Linked DNA regions of Homo sapiens: region 1 is linked to region 2. Evidence: chromatin loops called from intact Hi-C (ENCODE). Cell type or tissue: PC-3. All regions are shown on one strand. Links, peaks and the distances in the headings refer to the core of each region. The heading gives the core; the rest is flanking DNA.

Region 1 (2,907 bases), core at 134-2,633, 110 kb before region 2:
TGGCCTTTGGGATGCTTGGAATCCAGCCCCGTGCTGGTCCCAGCCCTGTGCCACCCCCTCTGCAGGCTCCACTCCCACTAAATCCTGCCGGAAAACGTAAAACCTTAACAGTCCTTCATCTTCCTGCCTCCCCTGAGCCCTCAATTCCCCCCAGTCCTCGTGGCAGCAGCCCAACCCCCTCAGTCCCTGCCTTGGATACAGCACGTTGAGATTCTCAAGACTCTGTTTTTGTCTTGTGTTAGATCAACATAACAGGAGCGGTGGCAGCAAGGGCGATAAAATAATAAGACTGCTCATGTGTCAGGCTCCGTTTCCTAGCCATGATCTCAGTCTACCCAAGGACTGTAGGAAGGGAGTACTTTGATCATTACACCCATTTTCAGCAAAGGAGACTGAGCGATGACTTTCTCTCCCCCGCAAAACATGGCCACAGCAGATGCCGCTTTGGCTTAATAACCGGTGCAGGAGAGCTTGAAGGCAAGAGGCTTATAGCTGAGAGGAAAGAGCAGACATTTGGAGTCCAGTCTTGGCATTGAACCCTCAACTGCTCTGAGCCTTAGTTTCCTTGCCTGCACAATGGGCCAATGAGCGCTCCCCCTTCATGTAGCTTTTGCGAGGTTCGTGAGATGGTGTGTGGAAAGCCCCAGGCTCAATGCTGGCACAGAGCAGGCGGGGACAAAAGGCACCAGTGAGGAGGAGAGTGGAACACAGAAGGCGAGACAATGATTCTCTTTCTCTGGAAGACAAGCCAAAAAACAGTTCCCGGTCCTGCTTTTCCAGCCCCAGAGGGAAGAGAGACCCAAGGCACCAGGTGCTAAACCAGGAGTCCTGGAGGTTGGGCTGTGTGGCCTCAGGCCAGATCATCTCCCTGAGCCCCAATTTCTTCCTTAATGAAACAGGACAGGCTGAGCCTCACTGTCCACCTTTTTAGGGCATCCCAGTGTCTCGAACAATGTCAGATAGGAAAGCTCTCTGAGAAGTTCCCGGCATTGCTCACATGGGAGGGCGACTGGCTTTTCCAGCACTACTAATAATTTACTCTGTTCTACCTCTCAAGTGGTGAAAAGGAAACTTCTGTAAGAGGATGCTTCCAGCCTGAAATGATTCATCCCCTCTGTGAGATTCCTGTGGCTTCCTGCCACGCCATTTCACCTGCCTCCTGAGCTGCCGGGCCTCGCTGGTCTTGGGTTGGCCTTTGCTATTTGAGACCCTGGGGTCCAGTGCATTGGCTCCTGGAGGTCACAGTGCTACCAGCTTGTTGGGTGGCTGCTCCCACCGCAGCGCCTCCTTTCTCAAATGGCTGGGATTGTCTGCGGGATCCAGCGTGATGGTGTACAGACATGGTGGCTGGTGCACAGCTCACAGGAGGTGCATGAGCCATGTCAGGCTGCTCTTTCTTAACTCCTCGGCCCAGTGCCTTCCCCTCCTTCCACATCAGCTTCCTCCAGACACGGTGGCTGGCGTGCAGCTCACAGGAGGTGCATGAGACATGTCAGGCTGCTCTTTCTTAACTCCTCGGCCCAGTGCCTTCCCCTCCTTCCACATCAGCTTCTTCATCTATAGAATAAGGAGTTTGGAACTTGAACGACGGCAAAGTGTGAGGCCATACTTTGGGCTGCCCCACATTCTCTAAGGCCGATGGCAGCCATCACTCATCAGCCTGAAGCAGCTGCAGAATCCTTAACCCAGGACCCAGAGAACCTCAACCCAACGGTTCATGGAGGGCTGGAACTTCTAAGCCATGGATTTCTAGCATCCGAAACAGTTTTGAGGTGGGATGTTCAAAGATTCCATGTGGGGGAGAGGATCTCAAGCTTGCTGGAAGGAGGAAGAAGAGTGGGAGGAGGAAAATGGTAATTCCCCATGTGTATAAGCCTTGTGGTTTACAGAGCATCCTCACCTTGAGGGTGCCCTGTGATACAGGAGGACCTGCCTGACAGGGAGGTGAGAGATGGGGCTGAGAGGCCCAGGCCTTGGGCTCTGCACCCTGTGACCCTTCCCCAACTCATGGCTCCAGACGGGCTCCAATACCTGTCATGGCCACCATCCTTTACTGAGGGCCTACTGTGTGCTCGGCCCAGAGCCAGGCATGCACATCTATGATCTCACGACTCCTCACAGCCACCTGCAACCCCGTCTTACAGACAGGCAGGCAGAGGCTGAATTGCCGTGACTTGGTCATCAAAGGCTGCACAGCTAGATGGGAGCTGAGTGGGTGAGCTCCCATCTGTTTCTGCTGGATTTGCCCAGGCCATTATCCAGGTCCCCGACATCAAATGAATTCTATAATTTGTAAACGCAGCCGAGTGGCTTTTACAGAGGAATGTCGGGAAGTGATAAAAAAAATACTTCTGATAGATTTATGGAGCAGCTGAATGCCAGCATCTTGCCTCTCTCCTGCTAGCTTCAGGAGCCACGTGAGGCCGGAGCAGAGGCCTGAGCAGGCTTTTGTGGCTGAGAGCCAGGCCTTTCATCGGCTTTTACAAGACAGGTTTACAGCATGGAGGAGATGGTGGCACAGGGTGGGAGGAGGGAGCCGCCTCCATCTGGGGCTCAGACAGAGTAGATGACAGATCAGCCCCTGAAGCCTAGGGGGTCAACAGCCCTTGCCCTCCCCCAGGGTTCTATACCCTCCCTGCCAATGCCTGGGGCCTCAAGGGCTGAGGGCATCTTGGGGTGGGGCTAGGAACCTTGGTCCTGACACATGGTGTGACCTGGGACCCTCAGTTTTCTTCTCTGGGCCTCAGTTTCCCCATCTCTAATGCAAGGGGCTTGAACTAGTGCAGTGGTCCTCAACTCCCACTGAGCATCAGAATACACACCCAGCAGGCCCACCCAGCAGGGATCCGATCTGGGAGCTCTGTAGGGTGGAGCCTGGTGAGGGGTCTGCTGTGACTCTGATGGACA
Region 2 (2,907 bases), core at 132-2,631:
AGGTCTTGCTCCTGCTGGAGGAGCCATGGTGCACCGGTCAGACTGGGCAGAGGTTACCATACCCCGGGCAGGACAAGAGCTCATGGGAGGAGAATCCCCTCTGGGACATAGACACTCTGGGTTCTGGGATGCTCCCTGAGATCAGCCTGTACAGCTTTGAACTGCCTCTGCCATTGCCTCAGTTTCCCCATCTCACCCAGACCTCGGGCACTTTAAAGATGCAAAAAAGATCCAATAGGTTCAGATTTCAGCTCTGCTACATGTCAGCTTGGACACATCATTCGGTCTCTCGGAGCCTCCCTCTCCCCAGCTATGAATAATGGGGGCTAAATGAGAGGCACTGGAGAGCCAGAAACAGCATGCAGCCTCATTCACAGTGCTGCCCTTTCTTGTATGTCCTGGTCCCCCAAAGTCTGCCTGCTGCCATCATGCCTTGTGCCCTCCCCTTCTCCCCTGGGGCAGGGTGGAGGGGGCTGAGACCACGGGTGAATTGGACCCCTCTTGGGCCAATCTGGGCCAGGCATATATCAAATGGAACCATATTTCCATCCTTGCAACAAGCCTGTCAGGCAGAGAGCATAACCCATTTTACAGAGGAGGAAACTGAGGCCCAGAGTTTCACTTACTTGGCTGATGAAGAGGAATGGTGCAGCCAGGCAGGACTGGCGTGAAGGTGGCCATGAGGAGTTAACTCTGCCTTATTCTATGTCTTCTGCCACCTGCCAAGTTTTTCTCAGGCTTTGGTGACATCAGCGCCCTGGGTACATGTGCTGGGCAGGGGATCACAGCTGCGTGGTCTGGGACCCTGGTGCAGGGAACCACACAGTACCTCCAAAGCATCTCACCCTTCACTGGCATTTCAGAACAGCCAGAGACCCCAAGTTTCAATCCTAAGGAATGAGCCATTCACCCCAGCACACACAGTGCTGGAGGAACATGCCACCCTCCACTTCCAGAAGCCCATAAATTGTACCTGTCCCCCATGTGGGGAGGATAAGGTGTCTGGGGAGATGAAGGGCCTGTCCCACTGTCCATCTAGATGGCTGGGCCAGGCCAGGCAATTTTGCTGATGTCACCTCTCTGGAGATATTAAATATTGATAATACAATAAATTTTCCATGGACCTTCTATGACTCATGTCTTGGTGTGTGCCGAAAGGAAGACAAGTAGGCCGGGGTGGTTCCATTTAGGCTGATGGGCATCCATTTCCCTGGCACTCTGGGAATCACAGCCTTCTTGTGCCAAAGGGGCTTAGGGAGGTCATCTTGTCCAGCCCCCTGCTGCAGGCCCTAGCCTGCCTGAGATGAGCATTCTCCATGGCAGGGGATATCATCTGGTTTGCTCATCACAATTATCAATCACCCTTTCTCTTAGGAAGCTCTTCTTCAAATCCGACTGTGGTTCACATTAAGCAGGAGTCTGCCAGGCAGGCCCCGTATCTTGACAACCACATGACCAAAGAACCTCATTCCTAGGGAGTAGAACACCTGGCTGGGCTCAGAGGTCTCACTTTGACCCATTTCCAATTGTGTGACCTTGTAAGTTACAATGTCGCTGAACTTCAATGCCCTCATCTATAAAACGGGACGGTAATCTTTCCAGACCACTTCGTACGACTGTTGGGAGCAGGGCTTCAGTTTCCCACAGGCACAGCTTGGTGAGTGCAGGGGGGACTACAGGGCTAGTTGTCCTCCGCAGTAAATAACTTGATCAAATGAGACAATAAATGTTGAAGGGCTTTGCAAATGTAAATTGCTTTGTAAACACAGTGTGTGTAAATGTTAGGGAAAATTATATGCTTTGAAAATTCGGAGCAGCGAACTTCCTTAGAAGCGGGGAAGGTTCTTAAATTTTCTTGTATCCCCAGTCCTGGAGGCCTGTGTATGAGTTTGTCGGGAGGGGCAGGGGAGCCCCCCAGAGCTGGACTGGCTGTGTTCCTCCCCTCCCACTCCTCCTCCTTCGGGCTTCAAGCCAGGGTCAGGCTCCGGCTCCTGATTACAAAGGCCCAGGAGTGGGGAGCTTATCAGTTACGTGGAATCAATAGGCATTTTCTTTATATTTTCCAATTAAAAGAGCCAACAGAGAAAAGAGAAAAACTCAAGTGCCCAGCAGCTGTCAATAGCTGTTGAGCAAGGGGAAGTGCAGGGTCAGTGGGCCAGGCCATTTGTCAATGCCAAGCTCTGCTCGCCTGGCCTGCTCTCACAGCGTTGGATGTACCCAGAAGAGGAACTGGGAGGCAGTGCATCTTCCTGTGGCTTCTCAGACTTTTGGCCTTGGCAACTCTGTCTCCTGGGCCTTCATTTGTCAGGAAATGTGCAGAATTGAACTGAGGCTGTAGTGAGGCACTCCTGCGGTCAGTGACAGGCTGTCGGTACGGCCATCCACTGCTAGGATCACACGGCTTCAGAGAGACCTGCAGGTGGGGCTGGGGACCCTGCAGTGTCTCTCTGAACCTTTTCATTTTGGGGAAAATGCTCACCCATCCTTCTCAGAACCAGTGAGAAAACACAAGAGAGAATGGGCTGAGGCAGCAAGCAGGATGTGGGGCAGATATGAACAGGCATCTGGACACAGAGATGGGTCATCAGAAGCCCGACCTGCCTACTCACATGAGACTTCTGCTCCCCGAGGTACCCAGGCTGCAGAGCTCTCTTCGGCCCTGGGGTCTGTGAGTGGCAGGGAGACGGCCCCTTCTTGAGGTGACTGGTGTGGCTGCCCCTCCCAGATCCTGTCACCAGGCCCATGACTCTCCCCAGCTGCTGGGAGCTTTAGCTCATGCCTCCCCTAACCCTCTGTACTGGGCAGAAGGAAGCCAGCTCATCTGGAAATGCTCTGGAGTTTATGCCTCCACAGGGTAGCCCTCATGTGATGACTGACTGAGATGGGGTACAAAAGGCTGGTGCCCTG

Evidence for each region. Hi-C counts contacts between places; a loop is a spot of excess contacts. Peaks named below come from ENCODE experiments on the same cell type or tissue, not always from the same donor. Only the 100,000 strongest peaks of a DNase experiment are listed, where the experiment ranks them.
Region 1: a loop joins it to region 2, with 2.4 times the contacts of the local background. A loop is called at or near these places in 3 of 110 quality-filtered maps.

What each region holds. Positions count from the first base shown.
Region 1 is chr10:70,930,210-70,933,116 of GRCh38, forward strand. No RefSeq gene overlaps it. Among named protein-coding and RNA genes, the nearest start is that of LINC02622, 7.4 kb to the right of the region's middle. In PC-3, for the core only: no CTCF peak of the experiment used is centred there; a DNase peak (open chromatin) is centred at 1,082; H3K27ac peaks cover 576 bases.
Region 2 is chr10:71,043,446-71,046,352 of GRCh38, forward strand. No RefSeq gene overlaps it. Among named protein-coding and RNA genes, the nearest start is that of LINC02622, 110 kb to the left of the region's middle. In PC-3, for the core only: no CTCF peak of the experiment used is centred there; no DNase peak of the experiment used is centred there.